Regions from separate parts of the Homo sapiens genome. Here region 1 is linked to region 2. The links are chromatin loops, found by intact Hi-C in ENCODE. Cell type or tissue: heart right ventricle. All regions are shown on one strand. Links, peaks and the distances in the headings refer to the core of each region. The heading gives the core; the rest is flanking DNA.

Region 1 (9,938 bases), core at 728-8,727, 1.1 Mb before region 2:
ATAGAATTTAATGAAGGGAAAATAGAACATAGAGATGTGGACAAAGGGAAGTATCATGACATGCTTATGATCTTTGTCCAATTGTGCCCACCCTGCTATGCTGCTGACCGTCACACTAATCCATTAGGGCTTCACAAGGGAGCACGAGCCGGGTGTTCATGACTTGCTGAACTGATTTCTGGGAGAGTTTGGATGATGTACAAGTGACTAGCTATATATGCATGTGCCGAATTAGACAAACCTCCTTCAGTTTCAATTGGATGGTACTACCTACCCCTTTTCTGCTCTTGCACTTCTTCAGCTTAGCCAGCAGGCCTTGAACCCTAATGTAGTACCCCAAGCGAGCCACTCTCTTGGTGCTGTGGTCATGGCCTCTGTTGAGGCACCCTGGATCTCATCACTCATCCCTTTGCCCCAGAACCTTGATAGGCAACTCTTCCTTATTAGGGAAAGCATGTATCACTAAATTCTTGATGGAGACTGAAGCCAATATTTTATTACATATTGATATTTTTAGAGATACCAAACTTAAGATATTAAGCAATGACATCAGACCCAATATCAGATTTCTCAATGAGACATTTTGAGTGTGGCTGTTTGTTTGTTCCCTCATTTTACACTCTGTGAAGGTTAATATCGCATGTTGCCTCATACATTGCCTAAGCTCACCTGTTCTGCCTGCCAGTGACTGTGGCTTCGGTTGTTGCTCACAGCTGTTCAGGTGCAGATCACCTGCTCTTAACTTCTCCATTGGCTACTTGCTCTGTCTTTTGTACTCAAAACCCAAGAGTTGGATATTTTATCTTTCTAGTTCCACTTCTCACTGGGTCCATGGAGGTCTCCTGGCCTGACGCTCCTATGGGCAATGGTGACAAGGCAAAAATGAGGTATGAAAGAGACACTGGTGAACATCCCATCACATAACTGCCTGTGTTGATTTACTGTTTCTTGCCTCTTTGTTGACAATTGATGCTTCACTCCATTTCCTCAGCTGCTGCTTTGCATTATTATGGTGGTGATTATGGTATTCTAGCCTGGCTACGTTGCTTCTAAGTAAACACCTCTCTCGTTTCAGCCTGGCCCCAAATTCTTCCTACCCTGATGCTGTTGCTGATATGGCCAGTGTTTTTCCTGGGCTGGCATAGCCTTGGTCAGCTAGAGCTGAGAAGCACTTGCCAATTTACTTCAGGCACCACCCAGTCCATATTGCTTATTTAGGATACAAGTTTGGTCCACAGGTGTTTGAGTTTGCAACCCTTGAACAGGCTTTTTAGCCTCATACCTGCGTGCCTGCAGGCTCTCTGCCCACTTGTATTTTCCTGAGTTCCCAGGACTATATCTTATATTTGCGAAAGTTGTTTTGTGGCCTTGTTTTTGGCACCCTGAGCTAGATGCTGCCACCACAGTTGCTGTTATTGGTGCTCTCTTGGGTACAGATCTTTACCAATGACCCCAGCCACTGTCAATTTGCTCAGAGCTGTAATGGTTCTAACTTTCCCGAAAGTACAGGGACACACTCTTTCTTTCTTCAGTACCATGATCTGTTAGAGGGGTCTCCAAGTAAAATTGCTGGGCCTTGCGTAGTTTAATGAGAGCTCTGCAGTTTCACACGCCTAGGGGTACCTGGACTCCTCCATGAGGCTGGGTTAGGCCAGGATCAAGCAACAGTAGCCATTTCTGCATCTTGAAACCAGTGCTCCCTTCTGTGTATTAACCCCGTGGAGGAGTCTGGATTCTTTAGGATGATTTTTTTTCAGAGGTCCTGAAATGGGACACTTTACAGTTTGAATCTGTTGGATCTCCCTGCTCCACTTCGGAGTTCCCACAAGTTTATGTATTTCCGAACGCCACTTGCAGTTTTCAACTTTCTCCCCAGGAAGCCTCTCAACCTCCCCGAAAACTGGAGAATGCAATAGATACGGTGAAGGAGGGTTGTCTAGCCTTACCTCCGTAGTCCTGAAATATATTTACATTTTAATCTCAACCCCAGACAGAATGCCTTTATGAAGTTTAGCACCTGGCTCCCTCAAACATAACTGTAATGATGTATCTGATTTGCATTGGTGCCCCCTAAATGCCTGGCACAGGACTTTGTGCATAATTGGTGTTCGGTTATGTTTTAATTGAATGATTAAAGATTTGATGGGATAAAGATGTTTAAAGACAAAGAAAAAATTTGTTTACAGCAAAGTTGAGGTTGGACTGCACAAGTTTTCAGTCTGCACCTTTACTTTCAGAACTATTCATTTTCCAATTGGAAATGCTTGAGGGGCTTTAAGGCATCTGGATAACAATCTTTTCTGGACTGTAAAGATGGAGACCAACACCCAAAGATGTCACAACAAGTGCATATCACCTGATATGAAATAAAAATTAAGCTTAAAAACAGTTTGTTAGCATAATCTTATTTTAAAAAGGAATTTGCATAGAGAAAAGACTGAAGGACATATGGCATGACTATTAATAACATTCCTGTGAGCAATAATACTATGGTGAACTTTTATCCTTTCTTTTTGATTATTTCTTCCTTTCCTTTCTTTCTTTCCTTTCTTTCTTTTTTTTTTTTTGACAGAGTCTCGCTCTGTTGCCCAGGCTAGAGCGCAGTGGTGTGATCTCGGCTCATAGCAAGCTCCACCTCCCGGGTTCACGCCATTCTCTCCCCTCAGCCTCCAGAATATCTGGGACTACAGGCGCCCGTCACCATGCCTGGCTAATTTTTTGTATGTTTAGTAGAGATGGGGTTTCACTGTGTTAGCCAGGATGGTCTCGATCTCCTGACCTTGTGATCTGCCAGCCTCGGCCTCCCAAAGTGCTAGAATTACAGGCATGAGCCCCCGTGCCTGGCCGATTTCTACTTTCTTAAAGCTATGACAATGAACATATTTTTGTAACACAATATTAAATATAATGTCTTACTATTTTATTTTATTATACTTGTATGTGATTTTAATTAAAGGAAGCAAACAGAATGCACAATATGGAGCCCTCTGAGTTACTCTTGGTAACAGATTGACTTGAAAACAAATGCATGCCTAAGTGAATTATATTCCTGAGAAATTCTAATGGAAAAGTATATGAGCCATCTCAGGTATTCCACCAGGAGGAGACTATCTGGAGGTAATAACACTTGTCAAAGGAATAGAGTGTTGGCATCCTTTTTTTTTTTTTTTTTGAGACAGAGTCTTGCTCTGTTGCCCAGGCTGGAATGCAGTGGTACAATCTTGGCTCACTGCAACCTCTGCCTCCTGCGTTCAAGCAATTCTCCTGACTCAGCCTCCCAAGTAGCTGGGATTACAGGTGCCTGTCACCACGCCTGGCTAATTTTTTGTACTTTTAGTAGAGACGGCGTTTCGCCATGTTGACCAGGCTGGTCTCAAACTCCTGACCTGAGGTGATCCATCTGCCTCTGCCTCCCAAAGTGCTGAGATTACAGGCGTGAACCGCCGTGCCTGGGCTGGCATCCTTTATATAACAGAGAATGGGTAGCTTTTCATTATGCCGTATGTACACAGGGGTAAGAAAAAACAAAACAGAGAAATGTTCACATGGAATCTCAAAGGACCTTTGTGCCAAGGAAAAGTTATTTTTATTAGGGGAATCCTATGAAATACTTTTTCTCATTGTGATCCCCATCACTGTTGTTGTCATCATTTGTGATAATAGCAGTATATCATGGCGAGGAAGGCCTTGACCTTGGCATTCCACAGGCAAGTTTGAATCCTGGCTCTGTTACTCACCCTGTGACTCTCAACCAATCATTTAACTTTCTTATTGTCAGCTTCTTAATTTTTAAACTGGTAGATAATAATGCCAACTTGATATGGTTCTTATGAGGATCGAGGTAACATCAGTAAAGAACATAATGCTTTTGGCATGTAATAAGCATTCGATGCAGACAAGTGCATATTGCTATTAAGGATAACGATAGGAATTGTTGGTATCATTTATTGATACCTGTTATATCCAGGGAATTATTTTTATTTCCTTTATGCCTTTCTTTCACTTATTCCTTAAATCAACTTTTGATATGAATGAGAAAACTGGAGCCCCACAGAGTTTAAGTTAACCTGCCTAAGGTAAAGAAAGTGGCAATAAAAAAAAAGCTACAGCTGAGATTTGGACCTATATTGATGTGATTCAGATTTTTACTCAGGTGGCTCAATATTCCACAGAATTAAGGTTTGATGATGTACTATTTATATAGTGATTTATTTTTGGTAATTACCGATAATAAACTTTGACTAGCTTTTCAGCAAAACTTTATGGTAGAAAAAAATATTTATCTGACCACCAGAGGGCGCTTGACCAAAGTTCTGTAATTACACTCACCACTCAGAACCTCTCACATCGTTACATTCTACAGCGAAATAATTTGCCAGGTTCCATGTAGGTAAAACAGCAAAAGGCAGCAGTCCATACAATGAAGTAAATGTGTTTATTTTTGAAATAGAGTTGTCTTAGGTAGTCAGACTACGGGAATCCGGGAATACGGGAATCCCCTTTTGGACTATTTTCGGACATCCGTCCTTAGGCACACAATTTATTTAATGAATGTAATCCATTTTGATTTGTATTAAAGTAGCATCTGATTTAATAATTTGATGGTAACTTTCAGCTTAATCAGATTTTCATTAGTTAATTATTTGAAGGTATTTAGTTAAATACTTGAAATTTGAGGTTTATGGTAGAAGTGGCAAGTAGCCATTCATTCTGGCTGCACAGTAAGCAAGGGCATCTACTTCATTGTCCCCAAAGGAACTGACCTATGTTTTGTGAAGACGGTTTGATTAAATAAAAGCAATTTTGTCATCATTTAACAAGCAGTTTACCAATTGAGCACGTGTAGGGAGTATTATTTTCGCTCTGTCAGTCTTGGGAATTTCTGTAGTTTATAAAGTGTACAAAATCTGTTCTTCTAGGCACTTAACATGTAGCACTTTGTGTCAATTGTAATTACAAGGACATGCACAGCCATTCCTGTATTTGAAACCTGCTCAGAATATCTGCAGTTTAAATTTGCCAATGGAGAAATCATCCTACAATTTTAACAGAGTAAATATGAAATGAGAAGGATAAATTCTTATTTATTAAGGATCCAATTATTCAGTTTTTAGATCACATGAGTTATTTTGCTCCTCATTCACTCGACAGTTATGAATTGGTGCACAGTTTAATAAATACACACTGAATGGATAAATAATTAAGTGAATGAGTACTTCTCATATGCAAGGCACAGGTCTAGGTGCTGTGGGTCGTGTAAAACGAAGTTTATATGGTTTCTGATCTCTAACAAGTTTATGACATGGCTGGAAGATCAGGTGCATGTAAAAACAAGTGAAATAACACAAGAGTTAAGTAACAGTAAAAGGCATCACAAGAAAGATATAGTTAAATTCCAACTGAATGCTACAAAGAATGAGCGCCATGAATTTGAAGAAGAAGTTACGGTCAGGGTGGGCCTTATGGAGGAGGTGAGAGATAAGCTGGGCCTAAAATGTGAGAAAATTGGTGGAAGCAGAGGGCACTTTCAAATGGTGAAGGAAGTAGAATGAAAAAAAATGGAGCGAACCAAAGCAAGGAAGATGGATGGGAATGTACAGCGTATTAGTACATGTGGAGTATGAGAAAGTATACAGGCCCAGGCTTTTCAAACTAGGGCACTCACCTCCCTGGTGGAAGAGTTGTCCCCACAGTATAAACGGGGAGCACTCCCTCCAATGCCAGTTTCAACTGGAAAATATGAAGAAGGAATATTAAATAATTTAACTGGCAGATAAATTAAATGTTTAATATTAAAACAAATGTGGATGTATTATAACAGAGAGTTGATGAGATGGAAGCCCAGAAAGTTTGTGACTTGTTCAAGGTTGTGTAACTTGTTCAGAGGACAAGTCTAGCTGGAAGGCAGCATTGGGCAGGTTGTTCTCAGTCTTGAATATCATGGTCAAGTGTGTACTTTGCTTTTGCTCTACTATTATGTCCTTTTATATCACTTGACTGCTCATTAACTTCCCTGCCAAAAGGTGGTCAGGAAAAATAATAAAAGGAATTTGAACAAACTCATCACTTTTTTCCTTCTTGTTGATAGTGCTTATATGAGGATTAAGAAAAAATGATATCAAAGCTTTCAAATGAAGTTTGAAAATCATTTGTTAATTGAAATCATTTCAGTGTTCCCTGAACCCTATTGTTAACAGAGATAATATAGTTGGATATAAATAAAATGTACTGTGATGGCTAACAGGGGGACTATATGTTTTTCAGATCTGGGACACATTTGATTTTTGAGAAGAAATAGATTATTCATTTGGCAGGAAGTACTGGTTGAGTACTGCCAGTACAAATACTTTTTTAGGCCCTGAAAAATAGTCTCCCATCTTTAATGATGACCTGGCTGAAAAGAAAGCCTTGAACCTCAGGTGGGTGGGCTGGATTTCTTTTGTAGTCATAGGGCAAAGCTCTGAAGACATTTCCAGAATATCTCATCAGCAGAATGATTTTTTTAAAGTTTATTTTATTTTATTTTATTATTATTATTATACTTTAAGTTTTAGGGTACATGTGCAAAATGTGCAGGTTAGTTACATATGCATACATGTGCCATGCTGGTGTGCTGCACCCATCAACTCATCATTTACATTAGGTATATCTCCTAATGCTATCCCTCCCCCCTCCCCCCACCCCACAACAGTCCCCAGAGTGTGATGTTACCCTTCCTGTGTCCATGTGTTCTCATTGTTCAGTTTCCACCTATGAGTGAGAACATGCAGTGTTTGATTTTTTGTCCTTGCGATAGTTTACTGAGAATGATGATTTCCAATTTCATCCATGTCCCTACAAAGGACGTGAACTCATCATTTTTTATGGCTGCATAGTATTCCATGGTGTATATGTGCCACATTTTCTTAATCCAATCTATCATTGTTGGACATTTGGGTTGGTTCCAAGTCTTTGCTATTGTGAATAGTGCCGCAGTAAACATATGTGTGCATGTGTCTTTATAGCAGCATGATTTATAGTCCTTTGGGTATATACCCAGTAATGGGATGGCTGGGTCAAATGGTATTTCTAGTTCTAGATCCCTGAGGAATCCCCACACTGACTTCTACAATGGTTGAACTAGTTTACAGTCCCACCAACAGTGTACAAGTGTTCCTATTTCTCCACATCCTCTCCAGCACCTGTTGTTTCCTGACTTTTTAATGATTGCCATTCTAACTGGTATGAGATGGTATCTCATTGTGGTTTTGATTTGCATTTCTCTGATGGCCAGTGATGGTGAGCATTTTTTCATGTGTTTTTTGGCAGCATAAATGTCTTCTTTTGAGAAGTGTCTGTTCATGTTCTTCACCCACTTTTTGATGGGGTTGTTTGTTTTTTCTTGTAAGTTTGTTTGAGTTCATTATAGATTCTGGATATTAGCCCTTTGTCAGATGAGTAGGTTGCAAAAATTTTCTCCCATTTTGTAGGTTGCCTGTTCACTCTGATGGTAGTTTCTTTTGCTGTGCAGAAGCTCTTTAGTTTAATTAGATCCCATTTGTCAATTTTGGCTTTTGTTGCCATTGCTTTTGGTGTTTTAGACATGAAGTCCTTGCCCATGCCTATGTCCTGAATGGTATTGCCTAGGTTTTCTTCTAGGGTTTTTATGGTTTTAGGTCTTTAATCCATCTTGAATTGATTTTTGTATAAGGTGTAAGGAATGGATCCAGTTTCAGCTTTCTACATATGGCTAGCCAGTTTTCCCAGCACCATTTATTAAATAGGGAATCCTTTCCCCATTGCTTGTTTTTCTCAGGTTTGTCAAAGATCAGATAGTTGTAGATAAGCGGCATTATTTCTGAGGGCTCTGTTCTGTTCCATTGATCTATATCTCTGTTTTGGTACCAGTACCACGCTGTTTTGGTTACTGTAGCCTTGTAGTATAGTTTGAAGTCAGGTAGCGTGGATGCCTCCAGCTTTGTTCTTTTGGCTTAGGATTGACTTGGCGATGCGGGCTCTTTTTTGGTTCCATATGAACTTTAAAGTAGTTTTTTCAATTCTGTGAAGAAAGTCATTGGTAGCTTGATGGGGATGGCATTGAATCTATAAATTACCTTGGGCAGTATGGCCATTTTCATGATATTGATTCTTCCTACCCATGAGCATGGACTGTTCTTCCATTTGTTTGTATCCTCTTTTATTTCATTGAGCAGTGGTTTGTAGTTCTCCTTGAAGAGGTCCTTCACGTCCCTTGTAAGTTGGATTCCTAGGTATTTTATTCTCTTTGAAGCAATTGTGAATGGGAGTTCACTCATGATTTGACTCTCTGTTTGTCTGTTATTGGTGTATAAGAATGCTTGTGATTTTTGCACATTGATTTTGTATCCTGAGAGTTTGCTGAAGTTGCTTATCAGCTTAAGGAGATTTTGGGCTGAGATGATGGGGTTTTCTAGATATACAATCATGTCATCTGCAAACAGGGACAATTTGACTTCCTCTTTTCCTAATTGAATACCCTTTATTTCCTTCTCCTGCCTGATTGCCCTGGCCAGAACTTCCAACACTATGTTGAATAGGAGTGGTGAGAGAGGGCATCCCTGTCTTGTGCCAGTTTTCAAAGGGAATGCTTCCAGTTTTTGCCCATTCAGTATGATATTGGCTGTGGGTTTGTCATAGGTAGCTCTTATTATTTTGAGATACATCCCATCAATACCTAATTTCTTGAGAGTTTTTAGCATGAAGTGTTGTTGAATTTTGTCAAAGGCCTTTTCTGCATCTATTGAGATAATCATGTGGTTTTTGTCTTTGGTTCTGTTTATATGCTGGATTACATTTATTGATTTGCGTATATTGAACCAGCCTTGCATCCCAGGGATGAAGCCCACTTGATCATGGTGGATAAGCTTTTTGATGTGCTGCTGGATTCGTTTTGTCAGTATTTTATTGAGGATTTTTGCATCAATGTTCATCAAGGATATTGGTCTAAAATTCTCTTTTTTGGTTGTGTCTCTGCCTGGCTTTGATATCAGGATGATGCTGGCCTCATAAAATGAGTTAGGGGGGATTCCCTCTTTTTCCATTGATTGGAATAGTTTCAGAAGGAATGGTACCAGTTCCTCCTTGTACCTCTGGTAGAATTCGCCTGTGAATCCATCTGGTCCTGGACTTTTTTTGGTTGGTAAGCTATTGATTATTGCCACAATTTCAGAACCTGTTATTGGTCTATTCAGAGATTCAACTTCTTCCTGGTTTAGTCGTGGGAGAGTGTATGTGTCGAGGAATTTATCCATTTCTTCTAGATTTTCTAGTTTATTTGCATAGAGGTGTTTGTAGTATTCTCTGATGGTAGTTTGTATTTCTGTGGGATCGGTGGTGATATCTCCTTTATCATTTTTTGTTGTGTCTATTTGATTCTTCTCTCTTTTCTTCTTTATTAGTCTTTCTAGCAGTCTATTGATATTGTTGATCCTTTCAAAAAACCAGCTCCTGGATTCATTAATTTTTTGAAGGGTTTTTTGTGTCTCTATTTCCTTCAGTTCTGCTCTGATTTTACTTATTTCTTGCCTTCTGCTAGCTTTTGAATGTGTTTGTTCTTGCTTTTCTAGTTCTTTTAATTGTGATGTTAGGGTGTCAATTTTGGATCTTTCCTGCTTTCTCTTGTGGGCATTTAATGCTATGAATTTCCCTGTACACACTGCTTTGAATGTGTCCCAGAGATTCTGGTATGTTGTGTCTTTGTTCTCGTTGGTTTCAAAGAACATCTTTATTTCTGCCGTCATTTCGTTATGTACCCAGTAGTCATTCAGGAGCAGGTTGTTCACTTTCCATGTAGTTGAGTGGTTTTGAGTGAGTTTCTTAATCCTGAGTTCTAGTTTGATTGCACTGTGGTCTGAGAGACAGTTTGTTTTAATATCTGTTCTTTTACATTTGCTGAGGAGAGCTTTACTTCCAACTATGTG
Region 2 (9,938 bases), core at 984-8,983:
GGTTAGCTAAAGCAGAGTTAACCTTACATTGTCTCTAAGTCAGGGCAGGAATTCTTCCTAAGTCCCTTCCGAGACCCTGTCCAGCCACAGAAACTCTATGAGCTGGGTTGCCAGATTCAAAAATGAAACTACAGGATGACCAGTTACATTTGAATTCCAGATAAACAAAAATAATTTGAAAGCATTTGCTGTTTATCTGAAATTCAAATATAACTGGGCATCCTGTATTTTATTCAGCACCTCTACGTGTAAGGAGCCCCATGGCCTGGGGAGAGAGGCAGTGCAGCACACGAAGGCCAGCATGCAAGGCCAATGGGTCACAGCCTCCATGTCACAGCTACCGAAACTGTCCCTTACAGAGACTCTGAACACGTCCTTCTGACAGGTAGGAATAGAGAGAGGAGGGCTGCGTGGTAAAGTCACCGGCCGACAACAAAGTTACAGGGCTCCAAGTTAAAGTCAGTCTCTCAGCTCATTTCTGGCCCTGGAGCTTCTCCTGAAGGTGCTGTACGGAATGCTCTAGAAGAAGTTTGGAATGGGGGTGGGGCATGTCAGGCAACCCAGAGAAATGTTCTCCCAGCCCAGGTAATAAACGTACCCCTTTCCCCAAAGTACCGTTAAAGATGTTTAAAAAAAAATCTTAAAGAAAAAAAAAAAAAACCCTTTAAGCTGACCTCCTGCCAAAGTACACATCAATTATACAGCTTCAGTCAGGCGGATGCTCGAGGAAAGGGGATCATGTTACACCCAGCTGGGCACTTTGTAGTTAGCACAAATGTAATATAAAGCGCAGCAGAGTTCATCAAGTGTCTGTCTGGATTTTCAGTTTTCATTAGTGCTATAATTAAAACCACATTTTCAGCTCTATTACCTGTAACAAGAAAGGAATGAGAAATGAGCTTGTCAAGGTCAGGCTTTTCCAGCTATTTATACTGAGGATCTGCAGGCCACAAGTTGTTGCATTTGGTGTAAACCAGAGCGACCGGCCAAATGTCGCACTCCAATCCATCCTGTGTGGCTTGAAAGGCACGCTCATGAGGTCATTTCCTTTGAGTGGCCACTGGGTCGCAGATGTCCACACGGCACCAAGGACCGGGAAAGATGGGTGATCAGGTAAATCCACCCTGGGCCATGGAGGGGTTTTCTCTCCCATTATGATCAAATTGGTTTCACCTCCTACAACAGCCCCCAAAGGCAGTTCTCAGACACTCGTGTTGAGGGCAGAAATCCTAAAGTCTAAAGACCATCCCCTTCCAACCTTGATGTGAGGTTGTGCAGGAGAGGGCTGGATGGGAAGGTACATTTTAAACCTCCCCTGTTCAACAACACACACACACACACACACACACACACACACACACACACACACACTTCACAGTCCTCACTCTAGGCCGCAGATCCTTTCAGCCTGAACTTCCAGGCAGATATAGAACCCAGCCACTTCTCCCCAACACGCTGGTCCCTGGTACCACCATCTCTCCCCTGGATTCCAGGAAGAGTCTCCCTGATTCTGCCCGGCTCTCCCCTCCACCCTCCCACACACACCCCACCGTCTGTCCCAGCAGAGCAGCCAGACCGTGTCACTCCTCCACACAAACCCCTCCACTGGCTTCCGGATCTCTCAGATTAGAAGCCAGGCCTCACAGTGGTGCTGGGGCCCCACTCCCTCTGGCCTCCTATTGGTCCTGGTCTTCTCTCACTGCACTTCCCCCCATGCTCCTCCTCCCCACTCTGTCCCAGGCCGTCTGGCCTCTGGGGTCCTCAGACACAGCAGCCACAGTCCTTCCTCAGAGGCTTTGCACTTGCTGTGCCGTCTGCCCGGAGTTCCCTTCCTCCTGTTATCCTCATGACTTGCTCTTCACTCAAAAGGCACCTTTTATACAGGGAGGCCTTCCCTGACCACCCTACATCACAGTACAAGCCACCAGCACCCCTAACCCCTACCCCCCTTAACCCCCACCCCACTGACCACGGCATTCCCCATTTCCTCTCTCACCTTTATTTTTCCTCATGGCACTTATCACTATCTGGTCTACAACATACTACTTTACTTCTTTATTTTCTTTAGATGTCTGTCTCTTCTCACTCCCAGAATGTAAATTTCTTGAGGACAGAGATTTTTGTCTGTTCACTGCTGTATCCCCACTACTTAGAAGAGCCCTGGCATGTAATAAACAGTCAGCAGGTATTTGTTGAATGGATGAATACAATCCAGAGACGGCTCAAGCTAGCACCAAGTGGGCCTTCTGTGGGTGAATAATCACTTACTCCCTGAGATCCACCCAGTGAGAAAGTGCAAAGACCATCTGCTCTTCTACCCACCAACCCAAAGGTGGGTCTCTGACAAGTGCTTGGTCTCCGGGCAAACTCAAGATGGCTGAGACACATCTTTCTCCACCAGAACCACCCTTGGAGAGCCGACTGGTCATCCCTTACAGTAGATGAGATCCAGACTCCCCTCACCTTGTAGGAGGTAGAATGCCCTCCCAACAACACTGCCCTCCTTGCCTTCCAGCCTAGATCCTAGGTGAACTGGACCTGAGCACTGAGTACCTCACCTTGATGGTTATATCAACTTGGCTGGGCCACAGAGCCCAGATATGTGGTCAAACATTATTCTGGATGTTTCTGTGAAAGTGGTTTTGGATGAGATTTACATTAAATGAGTGGACTTTGAGTAAAGCAGAATGCCCTCCATAATATGGGTGGGCCTCATTCAATCAGCTGAAGGCCTAAATGGAACAAAAGACTGACCTTTCCTGAGCAAGTATAAATCCTGCAGCAGACAGCCTTCAGACTTGAACCACAGCACTGGCTCTTCCCAGGTTATCTAGCCTACTGGTCCACCCTGTAAATTTGGGACTTCCAGCTTCTGTAATCACATAAGCCAATTCTTCAAAAATCAATCTCTTTAAATATATATACACATATATATACACACATATATATACATATATATGAATATATATACATATATACACATATATACATATATACACACACATATACATATATACACATATATACATATATACACATATATATACATATATATACACATATATATATATACATATATATACACATATATATATAAAACATATCATGTATTAGTTATATTTCTCCAGAGAACTCTGACTAATACACATGGCTAAGCTGTTGAGATGTAGTTCTCCTGGGAGTCAACCCTCCTGCAGGAAACCAAGTTCTTCCAAGGGCCATCTGCTCTGGAAGCATGAGCTTCCATCTCATGCCTCTTCCTTTCATCCATGCGCAAAGACTTATACAGCCCCCTGGCATTCCCAGGACACCTTGCTGGTCACTTCCCAAACTAAAGGGCAGAAAAGAATCCCATATAACAAAAACTGTTGCTCAGCTGCTATACTAGGAACTCAAGGAAACATTTCTTTGTCTATGATGTCATCGTAAACAATCTTACCAGGAGCAATAATATTCATATGCCGCATGCAAACATCACACCGTCACTTCGTGCTAACACTTGACTGAAGTCTGAGAGGCTGAAGAAAGAGCAGAATAGTTAAGAGCATGAGCCCTGGAGGTCTAACTGCTGGGACTCCAGTCTCCACTCTGCCACAAACTAGCTGAGTAAAATGTGCCAATTCCCTTAACCTCAATTCTCTCATCTTTAAAATGGGATGCAATAATTATACCTATTTCACAGGACTGTAATAAAACCAAGTGGAAAAAATACAAGTGAAGCACATATCCCTGTGCCTGACATACGGCCCATGCTCTGTAAAGGTTACTGGTATTTATTGCTGCAGCAAGAAGCCCAGGCCTTAAAGAGTCTTCTACAAATGCACGCAGTACTCTGAAGAAGGTGATTAAATCAGTTATGACTCTGTGGGTTGCAAGTGAAAAGCAGAAAATCCTTCAAAAGATATAGAGCCCTCAAGAACTCTTGGAGGGCATGCTACCACAGACGAGTCTCTTCCACAGTAGCCCCAGAAGTGGTTGCACCACCACATAGATTGGATCCTATGGTGAAAGGCTGGGCTCACTTTAAGGCTGGGCAGACTGAATTGTGAAGAAACTCTGCGACTTATTCATAGATTGTGAGAATAAATGGTAAACAAGTAAATGAGCAAATACATCCATGCCAGGAAGGAAACAAACAGGGTGCTTTAACATTTAAAAAGAAGTGGGTGTGTCATACCCAGCACAGGCAATTCCATACAGACAAGACGGTAGATGAGTGGATGCCAGAGGCTGGGAGGAATGCGAGGTGGGCCGTGACTTCTTCATGGTATGAGGTTTCTTTTGGGGACAATGGAAATGTTCTGAAGTTAGATAGTGGTGATGGCCGTATAATATTGTGAATATACCGAAAACCATTGAATCGTACACTTTTAAATGGTGAATGTGGTGTTTTGTGAAATCTTATGTGAATTATATCACAATTAAATTTTTAATTAAAAAAGAAAAGCTGGCTGGGGCCGGGCCTATTTTAGATGAGGTAGTCAAAAAAGTTCCCTCCAAGGGGTTTCTATGACCAGAGGACTGAGAAATGGGAAGGAGCCAGCCTTTGGAAGATGCACGGAAGAGCTCACTGTGCAGATGGAAGAGCAAATGCAGATGCCACAGAGTGTGCCCCGCTTGGCAAGGTCCATGTGCTGTCCCAGATTCGGCCCCTGGGAAGGAAGAGAGAAAGAGAGCTTGAAGTGTAGGAAGAAGCTATATCCTAGAAGGCCTTGGTAGGGCACAGTAAGAAGTGGGGAGTTCATGCTAAATGAAATTGAAACCCACAGAAGGCTTTTCCGCAAAGGAGTGCCCACCCCACTTGCCATTTTTGGAAGATCGCTCCCAGCTCCCAGCACGCAAAGCACCCATTACCAAGTGGCAGGACCAACACAAGGTATGAGACATTGATGAGATTCATTCTCATTAGTTGGAAGCTTCTGCACTTTCAACAAAACTGTAACCAGGGGCTACGAATTAGATGATGAGCTTATTCTTAAGAAGACATGTTATAAAAGGTAATATGAAACAATATGGATTTCTTGTCTATTCCAAAAGGCACCTTCTCTCTTTCCCCATAAAATACTTGGTAATAAAAGGATACTCTGTCACCTCCCAGCTTCCTGGAGTGACAATGGCAATGCTGTCATTATTAAGTCAAGAGCGCCCTCTACAGTTATGAGTCTAGATTACAGCTTACTATTAGCCTCGAACAATGTCTACTTTTGTGAAAAATTACCATCCCCTCAGCTCATGCCATCCATGATAAGCTAGTCCCACCAACTCTTTCCTGAAAACTGAAGGAAAATATTCAAAGGAAGTGACATTGGCAGCTTTCTTGGATGACTGAAATGTCAACACAAATGTGTCGGCTCTTTGGAGTAACAGTCTCCATAGGCCAAAAGGAGGATGGTCGGGTGTATGTGTGTGTGTACAATATACATCTATCTACTCACTGCTAATCAATATTTGATCTCATTATGTAACTGGAAAAAGAGAACATGTGTTTGATCACTTTGTGATTATCAAAATACTTGATATCAAGTCGGTGAAAAGTACTTCAAAAATGTAGAAGTTTATTATCTTGCCATAAAATAATAGAACAAAGAGGCAAGGGACTGGCTTCCATTGGCCCAGTGACAGCAGCAGGAGGCTAGGAGAAGCTCAACCAACAGCTGAGCAGTAGTATGGACGGGTTGAAAAAGCAATTGATATTTGGGAGGAAGGCTTTGACCAAAAAAGTGGGGAGATGGATGGAACCATGAAAATCGCATGAAAAAGTGCGAGAAGCTTTTTTAAAAATTCCCCAGGAGAGGGATTTTAAAAAGAATACCCAGAGAGAGGCGCCTGTGAGCAGCTGGAGAGGACAGGGAGGACTATTTGTCTAGGAAATTAGAGCTGTTAGGCAGAGCTGAACTGCCTAGAGAATGGGAAATCATAATTTGTGAAACGCTTTTATTGCACCCCGCCATGGTGGATTCCTTGTCCCAAATATTCTTACGCAAAATTTATTCGGGAAGGAGAAAGAAAGGGCATGCGAGTTCAGAACCTGTCTCACGCCTCTAAAACTTCCAGGCCACCTTCAGTACAAAGAATGGGGGGAATGTCCGGGCGAGCCACGGGAGGCGTTGGGGAGAGGGGAAAACGGATTCCTTCCTGCCGTTCTGCTTCCACTGATTAATACAGCCATTAAAAAATGAAATCTGTTCCTTAGACAAAATATGGTGAAACATTCCTGCGCGCTCCATCCTTGAAACAGATTTCAGTATTGGCCTGTCTTCTCAGTGTTTGTTTTGGTTCCTTCAGCCCACGCTGGAGTCCATGGGTTTTTTCCTTCACTCATCATCTCGCCTCCTGCTGCTTCAGCCGAGAATGAAGTAATAATTCAGCAAGCTGTTCAGGACTTCCCATCAGCCCAACTGCACCGCGCCGTGTTTTGAGGGCTCAGGCATCCTTGAACTCCACGGCAGAGCAAGCCGCGGGAAGGAACTCACTCATGTTGGCTCCCTTGCCTCAATTAAGGCAGTTTAGGAAGCAAAGTGAGAGAAGCACTTTAAAAAGCACAAGAATATCTCCTCGTGGGTCCTCACTTGCATGTTCTTACGAAGCCGGATTGTTCGTAGCCTACTCTGCAATTTCAGAGTGGTGAGTGGCTCCAAAGCAGCTTACAAGGAAACATAACTGTCACAGAGGCTAAGAGATTGCTTAAAAATAAATTACTGATTCTCTTTTCCTGAGAGCAACCTGCTGTGACCTTTGGAAGGCTTCTTTTGGGTCTTCAATTTTGCATCTGCCTGAGCTAAAAGGGATTGCCAGAGTCCCACTGTTTGGTTTATGACCCAGCTCATCCCTGTCCCTTGGAGGACGTGAGGACATGAGCCTGGCATTAGTGCACACTGTAAATGTGTTTGTGCCCAGAACTCTCTAGAATAGAAAGGTTTCCAAGTACTTCACTATAATGACTTAGTCACAAATGAATTTTAATATGCTAGAAGAACATGAGTATTTTGGATGAAAAGCCAATCTTTTCGTCCCCCCTTTTAAAATAGAAAGAAGCATAGCATCTGAGCTCTGTGGAAGGGACCATCCAAAACTAATGAAATACCATCTTAACGTAAGCACCTAAAGCAAGCATGTGTGCGCCATGGGGGCCTCAGTCCTGGTGGTTTCCTGGAGAAGATTTCACATGAGAGAGAAAAAGCTTCTCTGTTCCCTGATGCAGTGTGGATATTTTTAAATGGACTTTATGCGTTTTTTGTTTATTTGGTTTGGTGCTGAAAAATTAGACAAGGCACTCAGCTCTCTTCACATGACTAAAGTTTGAACTTGTGCATAATGAGTGCAAAATAGTGTCTGAAAATAGCAAAGAACAGAAGAGTAAGATGATCAGCGGGAAGGGAGGCAGCACGTCATAGGGAAGGCAGCCAGTACTCTGAAAAGCAATCCAACAAATAATTAACTGGTTGAAAGCCAAGAGGACAGTATGATAACAGACACTGATAGACACTAATTATAAGTGCAGTACTGTGAAACATGAAGAAATGATATGGTTAACAATCCTAAAAATGTTACAATGGGCAATGTAAGATGAGCAAGGAAGCTACAAGGAACACTCTATCGTGTTATATTTTGGCTGCTAATTTCTAGCAATAACACATTTATAATGATATGCTATTAACAAATTGACCAATACATCTTTTTTTTTTTTTTTTTTTTTTGGAGACAGGGTCTCGCTCTGTCGTCCAGGCTGGAGTGCAGTGGCACAATTTTGGCTCACTGCAAGCTCCGCCTCCCGGGTTCACGCCATTCTCCTGCCTCAGCCTCCCGTGTAGCTGGGACTACAGGTGCCTGCCACCACGCCCAGCTAAATTTTTGTATTTTCAGTAGAGACACCGTTTCACCGTGTTAGCCAGGATGGTCTTGATCTCCTGACCCCGTGATCCACCCACCTTGGCCTCCCAAAGTGCTAGGATTACAGGCGTGAGCCACTGTGCCCGGCCGACCAATACATCTTTTGAACCACTGAAAAGGTTGGCTGAACAGAAAAGTATTTTTGCATGTAATATATATGGAAAGGAAAGAGAGAGTGTCAGATTATAGGAAGAGTTACACTGAGTCAAGCCCATCAAGGTACAAGGTTGAAGGTAAGATCCCAGGTGAAAGCCAGGCACGGTGGCTCATGCTTGTAATCCCAGCACTTTGGGAGGCTGAGACAGGATCACTTGAGCCCAGCAGTTCAAAACCAGCCTGGGCAACCTAGTGAGACCTTGTCTCTACAAAAACTAAACAAAATTAGCCAGCAATGGTAGCTCTCACCTGTGGTCCTAGCTACTCAGGAGGCTGAAGTGGGAGGATCACTTCAGCCGGGCAGGTCAAGGCTGCAGTGAGCTGTGATCATGTCACTGTACTCTGTCTCAAAAAAAAAAAATAAAAGTGTTCCTACTTCTCCACATCCTCTCCAGCACCTGTTGTTTCCTGACTTTTTAATGATTGCCATTCTAACTGGTGTGAGATGGTATCTCATTGTGGTTTTGATTTGCATTTCTCTGATGGCCAGTGATGATGAGCATTTTTTCATGTGTTTTTTGGCTGCATAACTGTCTTCTTTTGAGAAGTGTCTGTTCATGTCCTTTGCCCACTTTTTGATGGGGTTTGTTTTTTTCTTGTAAATTTGTTTGAGTTCATTGTAGATTCTGGATATTAGCCCTTTGTCAGATGAGTAGGTTGCAAAAATTTTCTCCCATTTTGTGGGTTGCCTGTTCACTCTGATGGTAGTTTCTTTTGCTGTGCAGAAGCTCTTTAGTTCAATTAGATCCCATTTGTCAATTTTGGCTTTTGTTGCCATTGCTTTTGGTGTTTTAGACATGAAGTCCTTGCCTGTGCCTATGTCCTGAATGGTAATGCCTAGGTTTTCTTCTAGGGTTTTTATGATTTTAGGTCTAACGTTTAAGTCTTTAATCCATCTTGAATTGATTTTTGTATAAGGTGTAAGGAAGGGATACAGTTTCAGCTTTCTACATATGGCTAGCCAGCTTTCCTAGCACCATTTATTAAATAGGGAATCCTTTCCCCATTGCTTGTTTTTCTCAGCTTTGTCAAAGATCAGACAGTTGTAGACACGCGGCATTATTTCTGAGGGCTCTGTTCTGTCCCGTTGATCTATATCTCTGTTTTGGTACCAGTACCATGCTGTTTTGGTTACTGTACACATGGACACAGGAGGGGGAACATCACACTCCGGGGACTGTTGTGGGGTGGGGGGAGAGGGGAGGGATAGCATTGGGAGATACATCTAATGCTAGATCACGAGTTAGTGGGTGCAGCGCACCAGCATGTCAATGTATACATATGTAACTAACCTGTACATTGTGCACATGTACCCTAAAACTTAAAGTATAATAAAAAAAAATTAATAAAAGATCCCAGGTTACTCCCCAGATGCAAAGACCCTATAAAGCCTTCCTAAAATAACCAGTCTTATCATCTCAATTGGCTGATGCTTAACGTGCAGTCAACAATTTTTTTTTTTTTTTTTTTTTTTTTTAAGAGACTGAGTCTCGCTTTGTTGCCAGGCTGGAGTGCAGTGGCATGATCTCGGCTCACTGCAACCTCCACCTCCCAGGTTCAATTGATTCTCCTGCCTCAGCCTCCCAAGTAGCTGGGACTACAGGTGCGTGCCACCATGCCTGGCTAATTTTTCTATTTTTAGTAGCAACGGGGTTTCACCATGTTAGCCAGGATGGGCTCCATCTCCTGACCTCATGATCTGCCTGCCTCAGCCTCCCAAAGTGCTGGGATTACAGGCATGAGCCACCGCGCCTGGCCGCAGTCAACACTTATTTCATCTTTAGCTTTATTGGCAACATTAGGGACTGTCAAAAGTTTGAATATGTCTTAAATTGAAAGCTCCAAAGGGCAGGAAGTCTGACTTCCTGGTTCACTTGTCAATACCACAGAAC

Evidence for each region. A loop is a pair of places that touch in the nucleus more often than their neighbours do. Peaks named below come from ENCODE experiments on the same cell type or tissue, not always from the same donor. Only the 100,000 strongest peaks of a DNase experiment are listed, where the experiment ranks them.
Region 1: a loop joins it to region 2, with 13 times the contacts of the local background. A loop is called at or near these places in 65 of 110 quality-filtered maps.

The regions. Positions count from the first base shown.
Region 1 is chr14:53,291,878-53,301,815 of GRCh38, forward strand. No RefSeq gene overlaps it. Among named protein-coding and RNA genes, the nearest start is that of DDHD1-DT, 140 kb to the left of the region's middle. In heart right ventricle, for the core only: a CTCF peak has its summit at 4,304 (motif pointing right); no DNase peak of the experiment used is centred there.
Region 2 is chr14:54,343,048-54,352,985 of GRCh38, forward strand. No RefSeq gene overlaps it. Among named protein-coding and RNA genes, the nearest start is that of CDKN3, 49 kb to the right of the region's middle. In heart right ventricle, for the core only: a CTCF peak has its summit at 5,140 (motif pointing left); a DNase peak (open chromatin) is centred at 6,344; H3K4me3 peaks cover 934 bases; H3K27ac peaks cover 2,891 bases.